Regions from separate parts of the Homo sapiens genome. Here region 1 is linked to region 2. A link is an interaction called in ENCODE POLR2A ChIA-PET data of the cell type or tissue named here. Cell type or tissue: CD4-positive, alpha-beta T cell. All regions are shown on one strand. Each heading gives the region's core, and the rest is flanking DNA. Links, peaks and the distances in the headings are about the cores only.

The links. Peaks named below come from ENCODE experiments on the same cell type or tissue, not always from the same donor. Only the 100,000 strongest peaks of a DNase experiment are listed, where the experiment ranks them.
Region 1: POLR2A ChIA-PET joins it to region 2 with 24 read pairs; 17 of 35 experiments call an interaction of 5 or more read pairs at or near these places.

Annotation. Positions count from the first base shown.
Region 1 is chr3:36,954,120-36,963,591 of GRCh38, forward strand. No RefSeq gene overlaps it. Among named protein-coding and RNA genes, the nearest start is that of TRANK1, 14 kb to the left of the region's middle. RefSeq lists a cis regulatory region at 768-977. In CD4-positive, alpha-beta T cell, for the core only: CTCF peaks have their summits at 4,776 and 4,978; DNase peaks (open chromatin) are centred at 4,002 and 4,762.
Region 2 is chr3:36,903,691-36,913,162 of GRCh38, forward strand. TRANK1 (tetratricopeptide repeat and ankyrin repeat containing 1) reads right to left here. Exons shown (of 24, transcript NM_001329998.2): 2 at 4,633-4,764. Among named protein-coding and RNA genes, the nearest start is that of TRANK1, 37 kb to the right of the region's middle. RefSeq lists enhancers at 4,204-4,253, 4,274-4,593, 4,604-4,753, 8,837-8,886 and a silencer at 6,923-7,091. In CD4-positive, alpha-beta T cell, for the core only: no CTCF peak of the experiment used is centred there; DNase peaks (open chromatin) are centred at 3,021, 4,391 and 4,861; H3K4me3 peaks cover 4,087 bases; H3K27ac peaks cover 4,841 bases.

The DNA.
Region 1 (9,472 bases), core at 840-8,839, 50 kb after region 2:
ATTTTTTTAAAAGAGAAAAACTTAAATAATGCAAGTACAGGAGGAAGGACGATTTATCTTCATTCAACATTTCTGTAACACTATTCTTTAAATTCCTTATGATAACGTAAGTTGTTCTTAAAATAGTCTTCTAAGAAGGGTATTAATATCTGCATTTTACAGAAAGGAAAACTAAAGAAATTAAAAGTTAAGCAATCTGCTATATAACCACTTGGTCAAAAGGCTAAGACTAGAAAACAGAGACAAGTTCAGAATAGGCTTGGCTGTGTGTCTCTTGGACCCTGAGCTTAGTCCTGGATTCTGATGCTCAAGGATAATGTCACTGGAGACCACTGGGAGCATTATCTATTACATATGCTTACAGACAGACAGGTTTATACAGCAACAACAACAATAACAACAACAACAACAAAAAACACTGCAGCAGAAGTTGTTTTCCATTTCACCTTCAGTGGAACTGATTCTTACCTTGTCTAAGGGTAAGAATCTGAGAATGCCAATGAGGTGTGTCATATATGACACTAATCTATCCTGATAACATAGGAGGGGCAGCATGGACTATTTACAGTCCAACCTTGGATACACACATATATATATGCCCTCACACAGATACCTTTGCCCACACAGGGAATTGCACATTCTCAAAAATGTATACATACACAAAGAGTAAACCAATAAATATGCTCACTCAAGTCCATGCAGCTGCAACACACACACACACACACACACACACACTACTCTGTCTTGATTTCCCCATTTTGAATGAGCACAGCCATTCATCTATGAACCCATCAATGCTCTATCTGACCCTTGCCCTTAGCAGAAGCTACTTCTCTCAGTCTCTGAGTCAGCCCTGAGAGGGTAGATATATAATCAGTAGCCTTCACATTCACAGTCCTGACTACCTACTACACCCACATGGATGGGCTAATTCTGGTATCTCCCATACCCTTAGAACAGTGGTTCTCAACCAAGGGTGATTTTTCCCCTAGGGAATATTTAGCAAAGTCTATAAACATTTTTGATTGTCACAATTCTGCAGGAAGGGAAAAGGGTTTTTCTGGCATCTGTTAGGTGGTGGCCAGGGATGCTGCTAAACAGTCTAGAACGGACAGGTCTGTACCCCACAACAATGAGTTATTCAGCCCAAAATGTCAGTAATGCCAAGGTTGGGAAACCTTGTCTTGGGGGGAGCAATGGGCAACTGTCCTGCCCTTAGCCACCTGCTAATAAACCACCTAGGCTGCTTCCTCTGAGATAACTGGCCATGGATACCAGGGACACAGCTACTTGGACCTGAGTGGGCAGGCACCTATTCCTAGGGCAGACAATATGCAGATTATCCATTTTCCCCTGAGGCAAACTGGTGAGAAAGCTATGCCAACAGGGACCACAGCAATTTTCTGGACCAGACCATCTCTCAGCAGTTTGAACTGGAAGTTAGGGGCAACTGATAGTGGGAGCAAAAGATGAAAAACAATGAAAGAGCAGCTACAGGGGCCACAGGGCCAGATTCAGCTGAAGTCATCAGGTCGAGAAAGAGATACACAGAGTGAAGGCAGTTGCTTGGGAAAGCAGCAGGAGTGACTGAAGCTGAAGAGGAGGGACTGGGGCGCCGTGCTATTAGATGATCAGTAAATCTATTAGTACAAGTCAATGAGCCAGCCTGGGCAACATGGTGAAACCCTGTCTCTAACAAAAAGACAAAAAATTAGCCAGGTGTGGTTGCATGCACCTGTGCTCCCAGCTACTCAGGAGGCTGAGGGGGGAGGATCGCTTGAGGTGGAGATTGTAGTGAACTGAGATCATGCCACTGCACTCCAGCCTGGGTGACAGAGTAAGAACACGTTTAAAAAAAAGAAAGAAAGAAAGAGTCAAGGAGAACCAAGCTGTCCTGGGGGATCATCCACCTTGTTCCCAAGCTGTAGGAGGCCTGGCTGCAAGGTGGTTTCTGCACACTTGTGAGTCCTACTTCCCTTGTCGGTGCCTGGGACTTGATGATAGACTCTCTTGTGGGCTGAACTGTGCCCCCCAGTAAGGATATGTTGAAGTCTTCACTCCCACTACTTCAGAATATGGCCTTATTTGCAAGTAGGGTTGTTGCAGGTATAATTAGTTAAAATGAGGTCATTCTGGAATAGGGGGAGCCCCTAATGTAATATGACTTGTATCCTTTTAAGAAAATGGCCATGTGCAGACACAGAGAAACAGAGAATGCCACATGAAGATGGAGGCAGAGATTAGAGTGATGTATCTGCAAGCCAACCGTTGCCAGCTGTCGCCAGAAGCCAGGAGAGAGGTGTGGAATAGATTCTCCCTCAGAGCCCTCAGAAAGAATGAATCCTGACAACACCTTAATTTTGGACGTCTAGCCTCCAGAACTGTGAGAGAATAAGTATCTGTTGTTTGAAGCCACCCATTTGTGGTACTCTGTTACAGTAGGCCTAGCACACTAATGCAGACCCCATTACCCATAGTAACCCAAGTGCATCCCTGTTCCTGACAATATTTCAGCCCTTGCCCTCGAATTTATAAGGCTCTAGGACTCTGGCTCTCTTCTGACTATGCCCCTCCATAGGGGATGAGGAGTCTACCAGCCCAAGGGGATGTGCCCATCTAGAGTCCACACCTAGCTTCTAGAACACATTTGGGGTACCTAGACCCCAAAATTTCCTGCCAAAACAGCTCTGAGACTTGTTTAAGAGTCTGGTCAGGCCTGGTTCTTGTGTCTATCTTTCTGAGAGTGGGCCACGTAGCAGTGCACATACCCCCAGGTTCAACGATTGACCAAGGGCCAGCTATTTGCCAGCAACTAGGGAAGCTGTGGACAGAACTTGGATTTATGGCCTCGGGTGTCCACACACATGTGTACTTTATTCTATGGGACAGAGGTGAGGATATGAAGAGAAAGGGAGCAGGCTATGGGCTCTGGATCTCCATTTGAACTCTTGCCCCAGCTCCCAGGACAGTCAGGGGTGGACCTATCACTCTTACCCCCACAGGTCAGGATTAATGTCCAAGGAATAGGTCCTGGGCATCTTCATGCATCACTCTGTTCCTCCTGTAGGCCCCAGCCACAGGGACTACTGCCTGTTTCTCTTTTTGTGCTCTGACCCATCCCCCTCTGGGTGGCGCTCTACACAACCAACCTCAGCAGCTGGGTCAACTCCTGCTCCCCCTTCCTTCTTCCCCTTCATTATCACCTCCACAAAGGGGATCTGCACCAGATTTCTTAAGAATCCTGACTTATGGGGGGAGGGAGGAGGGAAAGCATTAGGAGATATACTTAATGTAAATGACAAGTTAATGGGTGCAGCACACCAACATGGCACTTGTATACATATGTAACAAACCTGCACATTGTGCACATGCACCCTACAACTTAAAGTATAATAAGAAAAAAAAAAGAATCCTGGCTTACTCCTGTAACTGGGGCCCCCAGATGTCTCAAAACAGAGGTCACATTCAGCTGTCTACAGAGGTCAGGCAAATATCACAACTAAATGTGTCTGGCCAGGTAGGTATAAGTGCCCGGGAGAGGTAAGGTCTACAGCAAACTGGGACAGCCAGACTCCTTCTAAAGTGGCTCCAGCTAATTGTTGCCATGGAGATGGTGGGCTTGATGTCAAAAAACTTTTGATTTTCTGATAGAAACTGGAAAACTTGATTTAATTATGTGAAAGTTCCTGTTCAACTAATTCAAAATTTCGACACAGTGTCTACCAAATAAAACTCAGCCACAGACAAGCCAGAGAGTTTGGCAAGTTTATTACCACAAATAAAACCAACTACCTCTATCAGATCTAGTTGGCAAGCTGAGGAAGCCTGAAGCTATCCTACACCTGGTTTGCCCTGAACTTACTGAACTCCAGTTTGAAGAACTAGTGGTATTTTCATGAATTGTTATTTTTGTGGCCTGATATGACATTCCCACCTCCTTCTATCTGGCAAACTCCAAAACTTGTGATGAGACCTTCATGACTCATCTTTATCATCACCTCCCATGTGTAAACCTGGACTTTCCCAGATAGACAGCCCAGCCTCCCCATTTTCACCACTCCCTGCTCAATACTCCTTATTCATGCCTCTATTACAGCCCTTATCACATCATTTTATAACTGTCTGTCATCTGTCACTAGAGGGTGAGCACCTCAAAGTCTAGGATTTTATCTTGTTCATTCTGTGTTCCCAGCTCCCTGGCACTTTACTGACACAATGCTTGTGGAATGAATGAATAAACAGCACAGATCAGTAATTAAACCAATGTCAGGAAGCTACTAGATATAATTACAAATTAGTATTCATGACAATAAGTTTATCATCATAAGAGCTTAGGAGTGGAGGAAAACAATTTTCAGCAGGATGGCTAAGGAATTTGCATTTGAACTGGGAAACTAATTCTCATAGGTAAGGGGAGGAAAAAGGAAGAACAGTCTGGAAATGAAACTAAAGTCCCAAAGGTCAGAAAGCCTGCGGTGGTCTCTGACAGCGAGAACGGTAGGGGTGGCAAGTAAGACAACAAATGAAATAAAATAATTATAATAAAGTATTCTTAAAGGGGAACTGTGAGGAGACAGTTGTGTAGGGACAACTGAGGTGGTGGGATAAGAATAAGAAAGTGCTTCGAGGACTCTGCTGACAGCCATCTTGAACCACTGCCACACTTGTAAAGGTGTTTGTTTCCTATGGTGATATCACTGTTGCTTCTTTTCCCTAGCTTCAGTCCTGCAGAGACTTTACACTAGGAGCTGCTCCTTCCATTTAGGTATGCCGCCACCGTGCGGTGGGAGTGTGCAGCTACATGACTTACTGGCAGGCTCACATTTTACCTTAACATAAGTGGATGGAAATTGTTCTCAAGCTCAGCACGTTTACAGATCCAACTTTAATGACATCTAAATATCATACAGAGATTTATCTTTACATTAGCTGGGGTCAAGCAAAGAAGACCATACGCAACTCAGTTCACAATCAACCAGGCCCTCCCTCCTTCATGTGTATTCCTTCTGTGTTTTCCTCCTCTTTAGGAACAGAGGTTTATTCAACTTTGCTTCCTCCATAGGGCCTTACATACTGCAGGTGCTTTAAAAAAATCTCTGCTTAGTGGACTTATATAAAGATGATATAGCACGTTTGTTTTTTAAAGTTCCAAAAACATTTTATCACTTTTTCAGAAAAGTGAGAGTAGAAATTTTTCACCCATAATTCCACCGCCCTAAAACAGTGACTATTAATGATTAGCAAACAATTCAAAATAACTATCCTGGCCAGGTGCGATGGCTCACGCCTGTAATCCCAACACTTTGGGAGACCAAGGCGGGCGGATCACTTGAGGTCAGGAGTTCGAGACCAGCCTGGCCAACATGGCCAAACCTCGTCTCTACTAAAAATATAAAAATAGCCAGCAGTGGTGGTGCATGCCTATAATCCCAGCTACTCAGAAGGCAGAAGAATCACTTGAACCCAGGCAGCGGAGGTTGCAGTGAGCCAAGATTGCACTACTGCACTCCAGCCTGGGCGACAGAGCAAAACTCTGTTTTTTTGTTTTTTTGTTTTTTTTTTTTGAAAAAACAAAACAAAAGATCTGGCTTTGTTTTTACTCTCCATGGACCATTAGCCATAAGGAATTGTTGGACACTATCTGATATGGAAAGAGATGTATTTCAGGTTAAGTGAAGGAAATTTAAAGCAGGTTAAAATGCTTTTGGTTTTAAGTAAAAGAGAACTTGACTCAAATTAGCTTAAATGGAGATGTACTGGCTCATGTAATGAAAAGTGTGGGATTCAGACACAGTGTTTCCAGAGCTTCACTCAGGAAGATTCGGCCTTCATGGTGGCAATATGCCAGCTAGAAAAGAGGTATGTGCCGAGTAAAGCCCTTCTCTTTATGGCATTTGGCTCCCTCCCCATCTCCTTGCCAATTAAACCCATTCAACTAGCTTAATGTGTGCAGAGCCAGCTCATTCAGCCTCCCTGTCTCTTCATTGTTAGATATGATTAGTCAACCAAGGGACTCCACATATTTGAGGAAAAACTATTCATGAAAGACAAAGATAAATAAACATAAAAAATATGTCCCCAGAAGTAATAGAGATGGTCTTGGAAACAGAAAAAAATTACAAAAATTAGCCAGGCTTGGTGGCGGGCACCTGCAATCCCAGCTACTCTGGAGGCTGAGGCAGGAGAATCGCTTGAAACCGGAAGGAGGAGGTTGCACTAGTCGAGCTCATGCCACTGCACTCCAGCCTGGGCGAAAGAGTGAAACTCCGTCTCAAAAAAAAAAAAAAAAAGAAAAAAAAAACCCATACTTTCAAACACAGAACCACTGGTCCACAGAACCACTGGTCACGGTGGCTTACATCTATAATCCAAGCACTTTGGGAGGCCTAAGCAGGTGAAACACTTGAGGTCAGGAGTTCAACACTAGCCTGGGCAACATGACGAAACCCTGTCTCTACAAAAAATACAAAAATTCACTGGCATGGTGGCGTGTGCCTGTAGTTCCAGCTACTCAGAAGCCTGAGGTGAGAGGAGAGCTTGAGCCCAGGAAGTCGAGGCTGCAGTGGGCTAAGATTGTGCCACTGCACTCCAGCCTGGGCAACAGAGCAAGACCCTGTCTCAAAACAAAAACGAACAAACAAAAACAACAACAACAAAATGCAGTACCATTTACAACCACTCCAAGGAAAATAAGGTACTTGGATATTCATTTGATATGGTTTGAATGTTTGTGTCCCTCCAAAATTCATATTGAAAATCTCCAATGCAATAGTAGTAAGAGGCAGGGCCTTTACGAGGTGATTGGGTCATGACTAATCCCATCCATGAGGGATTAGCCTTATAGAAGGGTTTGAGGGAGTCTGTTAGTCCTCTTTGCCCTTCTACATTTCCACCATGTGAGGATGTAGCAAAGAGGTGCCATTGATGAAGCAGAGAGCAAGCCATCACCAGACACCAAACCTGCTGGTGCCTTGATCTTGGACTTCCCAACCTCCAGAACTGTGAGAAATCAATTTCTATTTATTTTTATGTATGTATGTATTGAGACGTAGTCTTGCTCTGTCATCCAGGCTGGAGTTCAGCGGTACAATCTCGGCTGACAGCAACCTCTGCCTCCCAGGCTTAGGTGATTCTCCTGCCTCAGCCTCCCGAGTAGCTGGAATTACAGGCATGCACCACCATACCCAGCTAATTTTGTATTTTTAGTAGGGACAGGGTTTTGTCATGTTGGCCAGGCTGGTCTCAAACTCCTGACCTCAGGTGATCCACCCGCCTCAGCCTCCCAAAGTGTTGGGATTACAGGCATGAGCCACCGTGCCCAGCCTTAAATTTCTATTATTTACAAATTACCCAGTCTACGGTATTTTGTTACAGCAGCCTTAATAGACCAAGATAAAATTTTATTATATTTCTTATTTTTATTTTTTGGAGACAGAGTCTTGTTCTATCCCCCAGGCTGTAGTGCGGTGGCACGATCTCGGCTCGCTGCAACCTCTGCCTCCCGGGTTCAAGCGATTCTCATGCCTCAGCCTCCTGGGTAGCTGGGACTACAAGCATACACCACCACACCCAGCTAATTTTTATACATATATATATATATATATATATATATTTTTTTTTTTTTTTTTTTTTAGACTGAGTTTCACTCTTGTTGCCCAGGCTGGAGTGCAATGGCGTGATCTTGGCTCACTGCAACTTTTGCCTCCTGGGTTCAAGCCATTCTCCTACCTCAGCCTCCCAAGGAGCTGGAATTGCAGGCATGTGCCACTACGCCCTGCTAATTTTGTATTTTTAGTAGAGATGGGGTTTCTTCATGTGGGTCAGGCTGGTCTTGAACTCCCGACCTCAGGTGTTCCGCCTGCCTCAGCCTCCCAAAATGCTGGGATTACAGGCGTGAGCCACTGTGCCTGGCCCTATTTTTTATATTTTTAGTACAGACAGGATTTTGCCATGTTGTCCAGGCTGGTCATGAACTCCTGACCTCAGGTGATCCACCTGCCTTGGCCTCCCAAAGTGCTGGGATTACAGGTGTGAGCCACTCCTCCTGACCTAAGATAATATTTTTAAAAATAATTTATTGGCTGGGCGCAGTGGCTCACGCCTGTAATCTCAGCACTTTAGGAGGCCGAGGTGGTCGGATCATGAGGTCAGGAGATCGAGACCAGCCTGGCCAACATGGTGAAACCCCATCTCTACTAAAAATTCAAACAAAATTAGCTGGGTGTGGTGGTATGTGCCTGTAATCCCAGCTACTCAGGAGGCTGAGGCAGGAGAATCGCTTGAATCAGGGAGTTGGAGGTTGCAGTGAGCCGAGATCACGCCACAGCACTCCAGCCTGGCGACAGAGCAAGACTCCATCTCAATAAATAAATAAGTAAATAAATAAATAAATAAATAAAATAATTTACCGAGGTGAAATTCACATAACTTAAAATTAACCATTTTATTTATTTATTTATTGTTTTGAGACAGAGGTCTTACTCTGTCGCCCAGGCTAGAGGGTGGTGGCGCAGTCCTGGTTCACTGTAGCCTCTGCCTCCTGGGTTCAAGTGATTCTCATGCCTCAGCCTCTGGAGTAGCTGGGATCACAGGTGCACATCACCATGCCTGGCTGATTTATTGTAATTTTAGTAGAGATGGGGTTTCACCATGTTGACTGGGCTGGTCTCGAACTTCTGACCTCAGGTGATCCACCCACCTCAGCCTCCCAAATTGCTGGGATTACAGGTGTGAGCCACCGTGCTGGCCTAACCATTTTATTTTATTTTATTTTTATTAATTTTTAAGATGGAGTCTTGCTCTGTTGCCCAGGCTGGAGTGCATTGGCTTGATGTCAGCTCACTGCAACCTCCACCTCCTGGGTTCAAGCAATTCTCCTGCCTCAGCCTCCTAAGTAACTGAGGCTACAGGGAGTCTAATATTTGTATTTTTAGTAGAGACAGGGTTTCACTGTGTTGGCGGGGCGGGTCTTGAACTCCTGACCTCAGGTGATCCACCCCTTCGGCCTCCCAAATTGCTGGGATTATAGGCATGAGCCACCACACGTGGCCCAGCCGAACCATTTTATTTTATTTATTTATTTATTTATTTATTTATTTATTTATTTATTTTTGAGACAGAGTCTTGCTCTGTTACCCAGGCTGGAGTGCAGTGGCATGATGTCAGCTCACTGCAACCTCTGCCTCCTGGGTTCAAGCAATTCCCTGCCTCAGCCTCCCAAGTAGCTGGGATTATAGTCGTGCGCCACTACACCCAGCTAAGTTTTTGTATTTTTAGTAGAGATGGGGTTTCGCCATACTGGCCAGGCTGGTCTGGAACTCCTGACCTCAAGTGATCTGCCCGCCTTGGCCTCCCAAAGTGCTGGGATTACAGGCGTGAGCCACCGCACCCGGCCCTAACCATTTTAAAATAAACAATTCAGTGGCATTCAATACATTCACCGTGTTAGGCAACCACTACCTCTACCTAGCTC
Region 2 (9,472 bases), core at 983-8,982:
AACTCTGGGTGAGTACGGCCCTGGCCCCACAGACTCCTGCCTGTGAGGAGGGGCACAGCTGGAAGATGGCCAAAGGAGGGCCCTTTAAAGCGCAGCAGGGCAGGGATGGCTCTGGCCTTGGTCTAGAGGTAATATAGCTGCAAGTTAATGCTGAAACCAGGCCAGAAGAAAAAGGAAAATTCAAAGCAAACCACAATATGTCAAGAGAAGCCCAGCTACCAATGGAATATAAGACACACAAATAAAAAAAGCAAGCCTTATGACTTCTTTTTTATTTAATATCTTTGAGACAGAGTCTCACTCTGTCGCCCAAGCTGGAATGCAGTGGTGCAATCTCAGCTCACTGCAACCTCCACCTCCTGGGTTCAAGCACTTCTGCCTCAGCCTCCCGAGTAGCTGGGATTACAGGTGCACACCACCACACCCGGCTAATTTTTGTATTTCTAGTAGAGATGGGGTTTCACCATGTTGGCCAGGATGGTCTCGAATTCCTGACCTCGTGATCCGCCTGCCTCAGCTTCCCAAAGTGCTGGGATTACATAATTAAGATATTAAATAGGCCAGGCGCAGTGGCTCATGCCTGTAATCGCAGCACTTCGGGAGGCCGAGGCCGAGGCGAGGAGTTCGAGACCATCCTGGCCAACATGGTGAAACCCCATCTCTACTAAAATACAAAAAAATTATCTGGGTGTGGTGGGGTGCACCTGTAGTCCCAGCTACATGGCAGGCTGAGGCAGGAGAATCGTTTGAACCCAGGAGGAGGAGATTTCAGTGAGCCAAGATCGCACCACTGCACTCCAGCCTGGCAACACAGCAAGACTCCGTCTCAAAAAAAGAAAAAAAAAAATCTTAATCGTAAAAATAATACAAATCACTGTAGAATAATACAAAAATCACTGTAGATAATGCAGACAAGCACAAAAATATTAATAAACAAAGGAAAAATCACCTCCATTACTGTCCCCACCCTCGATGTTTTGTGTCTGGCTTCTTTCATGGCCCAACATTCCCTCTAGGTGAAGGGATGAGGCCCCAGAAGCACACAGGAGGCAGTGGGGTCAGGCAGTGAGGGATCAGCAAGGGAGCAGTGACCGCAAGTGTAAGAGATGCCATGGTGTCCATCCCAGACACTCTGGCCAGTGCAGCCATTCCCAGCTGCAATGTCTGTTGGCTGCAGCTAGAGGTTCTCAGCACCCTGTTCTCCAGAGATTTATCCTCAGCCTAATGAGAGCTACCCTCTCCCCAGGAAGTTACACCCATACTAGGGACTGAACTTCCCCCATCCCCAACTGCCAAAAAAAAAAAAATCCCTGGGTAGGCCGGGCACAGTGGCTCATGCCTGTAATCCCAGCACTTTAGGAGGCCGAGCGGGCGGATCACGAGGTCAGGAGATCGAGACCATCCCGGCTAACACGGTGAAACCCCATCTCTACTAAAAATACAAAAAATTAGCCGGGCGTGGTGGCAGGTGCCTGTAGTCCCAGCTACTCGGGAGGCTGAGGCAGGAGAATGGCGTGAACCCGGGAGGCGGCGGAGCTTGCAGTGAGCCGAGATCGTGCCGTTGCACTCTAGCCTGGGAGACAGAGCAAGACTCTGTCTCAAAAAAAAAAAAAAAAATCCCTGGGTTGAAGCCCTACCCCTCAATGTGACAATATTTGAACATGGAACCATTGGGAGGTAATTATGTTTAGCTGAGGTCATGAGGGTGGAGTCCTCACAATGGAATAAGAAGAGACGCTGGAGAGCTTGCTCTCTCCTCTTTGCACGTAACACAGTGAGAAGGCAACCATCTACAAGCCAGGAAGACAGCCCTCACAGGGGGCAGCTTGATCTTGGACTTCCCAGCCTGTAGAACTTTGAAAAATAAATTTCTGTTGTTTAAGCCACCCAGTCTGTGCTATTTTGTTATGGTAGCGCAAGCAGACTAATATAGCCCACTCCCTAGGATGACTGCCGGGAGCCAGACAGCCTAAAACCAGTGACTGACTGATATGAGAATCAAAAGGTTAACCTCCTTGCCTCAAGATGGAACCAGCTCTGCAGTATGATTCATGCTCCAGAGCTGCCTATGGGATCAGGCAAATCTTGCTTGGTTTAGACACCATCCCTGCTTAGAGCCTTCCTTGTGCCATCCTGCCTCCCTCAGTCCCCTTTCTCCTGCAAGTACGCTGTAAATCACATGCACCTGAGTCTCAGTGTTAGCTAGCTGTGGCAGGAAGGCCAGCAGCAGGTGATGGGCAAGGGGAACAGTGTCAGGAAGGTCCCACAAAAGGCAACATGAGGGTCCAGGCAGAAGTCCCAGTAGGGGTCACACAGTAAGTGGTGGAGCTGAGCTTTGAACACACATAGTGTGGGGTCAGTCTACAACCATAAACACTACACAATACTACCTCTTTCTAAGAAAGCTGAATGTTTGCCTTGATCGAGGATCTCTAGACCCAGCTCTGACACAATTCTGATATGTACCAGGACAAGGCAGAACTGCAGAAACTACAGACACAAGCTAATTACACTCAACTCAACCTCAACTAGAGTGTAGACATCAAGGAGATGGGAGGGGGAGGTGGAGCCGTGTTTCAGTAATTTAATTTGGTGCCATTTCCTAGCACAAGTTTAGGTTGTGTGCACCCTACAGATGCCAACATCTGCTCGCTCTACTGCAGCTGTTCCAAAAGGATGATCTGGGAACTTCTGGGGACCCTCAAGGCCACTGCAGGTGATCCACAAGGTGAAAATACTTTCACAGTTGTGGTAAGCTGAATAATGGCCCCCAAATACTGTTCTTTTTATGGAAAAAGACAAACTTTTGTGATTAACAAATGATGTAGCAGATGTGATCAATTTAAGGATTTTAGGAATAGGAGATTATCCTGAATTATGATAAAATCACAAGGGTCCCTATGATCGAGAGAGACAGAGGGAGACAGAAGCACAGCTGAGGAGAAGGCAAGGTGATGACAGAAGCAGAGATTGGAATGATAAGCTTTGAAGATAAAGGAAGGAGCCACAAGCCAAAGAATACACACCGCCACTCAAAGCTGAGAAAGGCAAGGAAGTGCCTTCTCCCCCTCAGAGCCTCCACAAAGAACCAGCCCTGCTAACACCTTGATTTTAGCCCCATTAGACTCATTTAGAACTTCTGATCTTCAGAATTGCAAGAGAAAAAATTTGTATTGCTTTAAGCCCTAAATTGGTGGTAACTTGCTACAGCAGCAACAGGAAACTAATACAATAATTAAGACATAATGTGCCTTGTTCATACTCATTCCCTCACACTCACACAGGGAGTTTTCCAGAAGCCATATGACATGTGATATTGCAACAGACTGAATACAGATGTAAGAAGCCAGCTGTCTTCTGTGGAGACAAGACATTAAGAAGGAGATTTACAAAAATGTACAAGTTTTTGTTTTGGAAAATATACTTTAAAAATACAACATGTAATAGATTTACTGATATATTTATTTATTTATTTTTGAGACAGAGTTTCACTCTTGTCACCGAGGCCAGAGTTCAATGGCACGATCTCGGCTCGCTGTAACATCTGCCTCCCACGATCAAGCGATTCTCCTGCCTCAGCCTCCCAAGTAGCTGGGATTACAGGCGTGCGCCACTACGCCCAGCTAATTTTGTATTTTTAGTAGAGATGGGGTTTCACCATGTTGGCCAGGCTGGTCTTGAACTCCTGAAGTCAGGTGATCTGACCGCCTCGGCCTCCCAAAGTGCTGGGATTACAGGTTTGAGCCACTCTACCCAGCAAATTTATTGATTTTTTTTTTTTTTTTTTTTTTTGAGACGGAGTCTGGCTCTGTCGCCCAGGATGGAGTGCAGTGGCGTAATCTCGGCTCACTGCAAGCTCCACCTCCCGGGTTCACGCTATTCTCCTGCCTCACCCTCCGGAGTAGCTGGGACTACAGGTGCCCACCACCACACCCGGCTAATCTGTTGTATTTTTAATAGAGATGGGGTTTCACCCTGTTAGCCAGGATGGTCTCGATCTCCTGACCTCGTGATCTGCCCACCTCGGCCTCCCAAAGTGCTGGGATTACAGGCATGAGCCACCGCACCCGGCCAATATTTTTAAATAAATACATATTTTATTTTTTTATCAGTTTTAAGTTCTACCATACTGTATTGACAGCTACAGCCTACATAAACAGAAGAAGCTCTTTAGGGTCCTCAGCAATGTTTAAGCATGTTGTGATACTACAATGTTTGAGAACAGGTCTGTAAGAAGCTGAAGGGGCAAGGAAAGAGAAAGTGAACCTTAGTGCCCGGCGGGGTGTGCGCTGTGGCCACGGAGTAAATGGCATAGATAATAAAGAAGATGAAATGAATGACAACGAAGAGGTTTGTTCGAAGACTTCAGCCATCCCATTAAATCTGACCCCTAGCCAGCCAGAACGGGAAGTTTTGTTATGTTTATCAACAGTCCTCTATGTTTCACTTTCTATTTCCCTTCTTACACAATCCCTGTTCACTTCTAAGCTGACAATGCAGAGAAGATAAATAGGAAGTGAGCAATAAAGAAAACAGAAACAGGGTGGAATGATAAGAAATGAAAAGAAATCATAAGGAACAGAGTCCCATGTACTGAAAAAGAAAAGATGAGGTGAAAATGCAAACACTTACCCCCACTGGTATAACTGCAGGAGAATCTGGATGGCTTCATCGTACTTTCTGATGGCCAAAGAGAAGTTCCCATTCTTAAGAACCTGGTTGCCGGATTCTTTCAGCAGCTCAGCGTAAGCTGTCAGGTCCATCCTGTGAGGAGACGGGGGAGACGCTTGCTGCCAGACCCGTGCAGGGCATGTTCACCTTCCGGTCTGCATTGCTGAAATCTGGAGAAGGAGTTCGCTCACTATGGCCCCACCCACCTTCAAAGGGCACATCTTGGCAACACCTCTCACCACCAGGAAACCAGGCAGAGTGTCTGACAAGACTATTTCTTTGTCAGTTCTTTTCTGTTCTCAAGGGTGGCCAGACCAATTCCATTTATTCAGCATTAATGATCTGGAGGAGGCTGCTTCCATGCATGAGACAACATAAACCTGGCAGGTAGTGAGTGCTATCCCTGTAACTGGCATTATTATTAATCTCATTTACCCATCATCACAGCCCACAGGAAGGCATTGTCCCCACTGTTCAGATGAGGAAACTGAGGCTCAGAGGTTCAAGTCACTTGCCTAAAAATCTGCTGATGGCATTTCCCATTTCTGACCCCAGATCTGACCAATTTCTAGTTTCTGCTCTTGACCACTGTACCACATCACGTATTGGTAAAAACTCAGCTGATAGTACTTCCACTCTCTTAGCAGATGGAACAGGGAGGGCAGGTGAAGGCCTCAGTATGCAAGTGGCTAGGACACAGAGACACAACCACTGTCTCTCCTGTCCCCCTCCTTTCTTAAAACACTATAAAATAAGCCTTGAAATATTTGTCCCTGAGACAGCCATTGCCTGCCTACTTGTCTGTGTCCCCCAAGGGTATTTGCCTCTTTCAGGTCAAACCCCTATTTTGTTAAGTTTTGTAGCCGTATGGCCTTGAACATAAGGGGTACTTAAATATCTGTGGTGTAACAATTGAATGCCAGACCCAGAGAAGACGCACATTACTGATTTTCTCCAGTGTGGCCTGGGTGGTTGGAGAGAACTGCCTGGCAGCCCTGACCACATGGGGGGCCTTGGTAAGTGTGCTGAACAAAGGCAGGAGAGGAGAGCACCCAGGAAGATCTTAAGAAGCAGCTGCCAAGGAGACAGGGAAAAGGTGGGGGTCAGAGAAGAGGTCCTTTAGTATTGCTTCCTCTCAAGATGGCAGAGGGAAAGGCAAATTGGTAGGGTAGGGTAGGTCTTAAATATGTGGACAGTTTCAGGTGTTCACAGATGACATGTACCTATGGGGTCATAAAATTTCTTAGGTGTCTTGATGACCAACACAATTCTTGGAGAGACAGTAATTATTAATTTTATCATTTTAAATCCAAGTAAGGGGTCAGAGGGGGAAACAGACCCAAGCACACATAAGTGGTGATTTATTTTAAACAATTTGACTTCTTGGGAATGGGGTTTTTGAACTGTACTCCACTTCTTAAGCAGAGCTTTAACAGAATGAGACACATGACTCTTAAGTCAGAATACTGAACTCTACCTATGCTTTTCATGTAGTAATCTCTAAATTATATGACTACTATTTACACAGAGATGACTAAGAAGAACATGAAAAAATGTAAAGAGCTATGTACTAGGGAATAAAGTATGCTTTTCTTTCAAATATTGTCGGCCATTTGTCCAATAAATATTCTTTAAGCTGGCCATGGTCAAACAACTGAAACAAGAAAATTGTTGCAATAACTGACAAAGAGTTCATATCCCTCCGTTATAAATAGCTTTCCACTGCAAGAAAAGACCAACATTCTCACCAAAATGTATAAGGGTCCTAAGAAACAATTCACAAAGAAACACCAAGTAATTGCTACTAAATATATGAAAAGTGGGTAAATAGGATCACCCTCACTAGTGCATAAGTAAATCAAAAATTGAACAACAAAATATCATTGGAAAATAATTAAAAGAATGACACGAAATGTTGGGGACACTGCTTACAGAGGAAATAGAATACATCATAAATAGGTTTAGCCTCATGGATGTTCACCACCTCGAAAACTTGGAAATAACTCTAAATGTTCCATAATATATAATGGGTTTAAATCAGTTATAGAAGATCCGTATGTTAGAACAACACACAGTTATTTTTAAAATCATGTTGTGGCTGGGCACAGTGGCTCACACCTGTAATCCCAGCACTTTGGGAGGCTGAGGCGGGCAGACCACCTGAGGTCAGGAGTTCGAGTCCAGCCTGGCCAACATGATGAAACGCCATGTCTTCTAAAAATACAAAAATCAGACAGGTGCGGTGGCACGCACCTGTAATCCCAGCTACTCGGGAGGCTGAGGCAGGAGAATCGCTTGAACCCAGGAGGGAGAGGTTGCAGTGAGCCAAGATCACACCACTACACTCCAGCCTGGGTGACAGAGTGAGACTCTATCTCCAAAAAATAAAATAAAATAAAATAAAATCATGTTGCAAAAGACCCAGTGCGCTGGCTCATGCCTGTAATCCCAGCACTTTAGGAGGCTGATCAGCTGAGGCGGGCGGATCACCTGAGGCCAGGAGTTCGAGACCAGCCCGGCCAACATGGTGAAACCCCGTCTTTACTAAAACTGCAGAAATTAGCCAGGCATAGTGGTGAGCACCTGTAATCGCAGCTTCTTGGGAGACTGAGGCAGGAGAATTGCTTGAACCCGGAAGGCAGAGGTTGCAGTGAGCCAAGATCACGCCACTGCACTCCAGCCTGGGTGACAAGCGCTAACTCCATCTGGAAAAAAAAAAATCGTGTTGTAAAAGAACATTTAATGACAGAGCAAGTTAGTAAATGAAAAATACAGGCCTATACGGTTGAAAAGGCATATTGTAAAAGAACATTTAATGACAGAGCAAGTTAGTAAATGAAAAATATAGGCCTATAAGGTTGAAAAGGCATATAATCCCAAATTGTTTTAAATACATAAAATGTATTGAAAATATGCCAAAATGTTAAAAGCCACGCCTTTGGGATTTGACAGAATTTTAATTTTCTTCCTTGATTTTCTGAATTTCCAATCACTCTACGATGTACCCTCTTACTAATCAGACCATAAATGTTATCAAACAGACTCTTTAAGGGTTTAACTGAAGAATTCAAACACAAGGTATTTCCATTGTATTTACAAATACAAAAAAAAAACTCTTCATTTCAATATTATTTTTCATAGTTCTCTAGAAACCAAGTCAGCTCTTAATGTTATGTGAGCAACAACAAATGTATTCACCCACCTATGTTTCTGCTTTTTATTGATACAATCACATCAAAGGTGAAAGAAGGAATGCCAACCATACAGAAGGCTTTTTTCTTCCTAATAGGATTCATTGAGAGTTACATTCTCATTACACGGAAGAATGCTTTATATCTCTACAATAGAATACAGATGGCTCCGTTGTTGGGTCTTTAAAAAAAAGAAAAAACTGACCAACTGATGATTTATTTATAAGATGAAATTATTAAATAAAAGTGGTAATAATTTACCATAATGACAATATTCTTCATAGCTAATATCTGCTAAGTACCTACTATGTGCTTTACATCATTGTGTCTTTTCATTCTTATAAGAAGCCTCGGCCAGGCACAGTGGCTCACGCCTGTAAACCCAACATTTTGGGAGGCCGAAGCAGGCAGATTAGCTGAGGTCAGGAGTTCGAGACCAGCCTGGCCAACATGGTGAAACCCCCATCTCTACTAAAAATATACAAAAATTAGCCAGGCATGGTAGTGCATGCCTATAGCCCCAGCTACTCAGGAAGCTGAGGCACGAGAATCACTTAAGCCCAGGAGATGCAGGTTGTAGTGAGCTGAGATCAAGCCACTGCATTCCAGCCTGGGCAACAGAGTGAGACTCTGTCAAAAAAAAAAAAAAGTGCTATAAGGTCAGCGTGACTCTATCTCTATTTTGCACATAAGGAAAGTGAAGCAAAGACAGGTTAAGCCACTTACCACTTGCCACAGTCACACTGAAATTGGTAATGTGAGAATTCCAACCTAGGTGGCCTCACTTTAAGAGCCAAACTACACTCTGAAGGGCCAAGACAGAGGCTAAAAGATCAGCACCCAGTAAAATCACTAGGGTATCTTATATTTTGGCTGGCACTGAGCACTCTACCCTGCACTTTCAGTTTCGTTAATGGTGTAAAAGCTACAAAATACTTAAGGACAATTGCACAGCTGCCTGGCTGGCTTTCAGAAATTTTCACTATGTCTCTATGAGAATTCAAACTCTAGTTGTTGGAAGCTGTCACAGGCTGCTGAGCTACATATGAGGAAGAAGATGCAAGAAAAATGCAAATGCACTGAGTAGATTTTGAAACAAGCAAGTCTGAAACAGAGCAGATCCAGGTGGTTGTGGGTTTTATGACTCATTGTGTATACGTATACACATGAAGTTCTGTAACTGACATACAGGATTACAGCAAAGACTGGCAACACAGATGGCCTATGGAGGGGTTATTACTGAAATGGGCAGAGAGGATGGCTTTCCCTTCATACATTATCTGGGTACTGCTTGAATTCTTGACAACAAATTTGTTTACTTTTTTATTTTATTTTTTTGGGGTTTTTTGTTTGCTTGCTTGCTTTTTTTGTTTAGGGTTGCCAAAAGAGCCCAAAAGCAGTCAATGATCCAAGATTAACTCGGGAATGCTGGCAGTAGCAGTAGATCCAAGTTGAAGCTAGAAAGAGTATGTCTCTTTTGTGTGTGTGTGTGTGTGTGTGTGTGTGTGTGATGGAGTCTCACTCTGTCACCCAGGCTGGAGTGCAGTGGCGCAATCTTGGCTCACTGCAACCTCCATCTCTCGAATTCAAGCCATTCTCCTGCTTCAGCT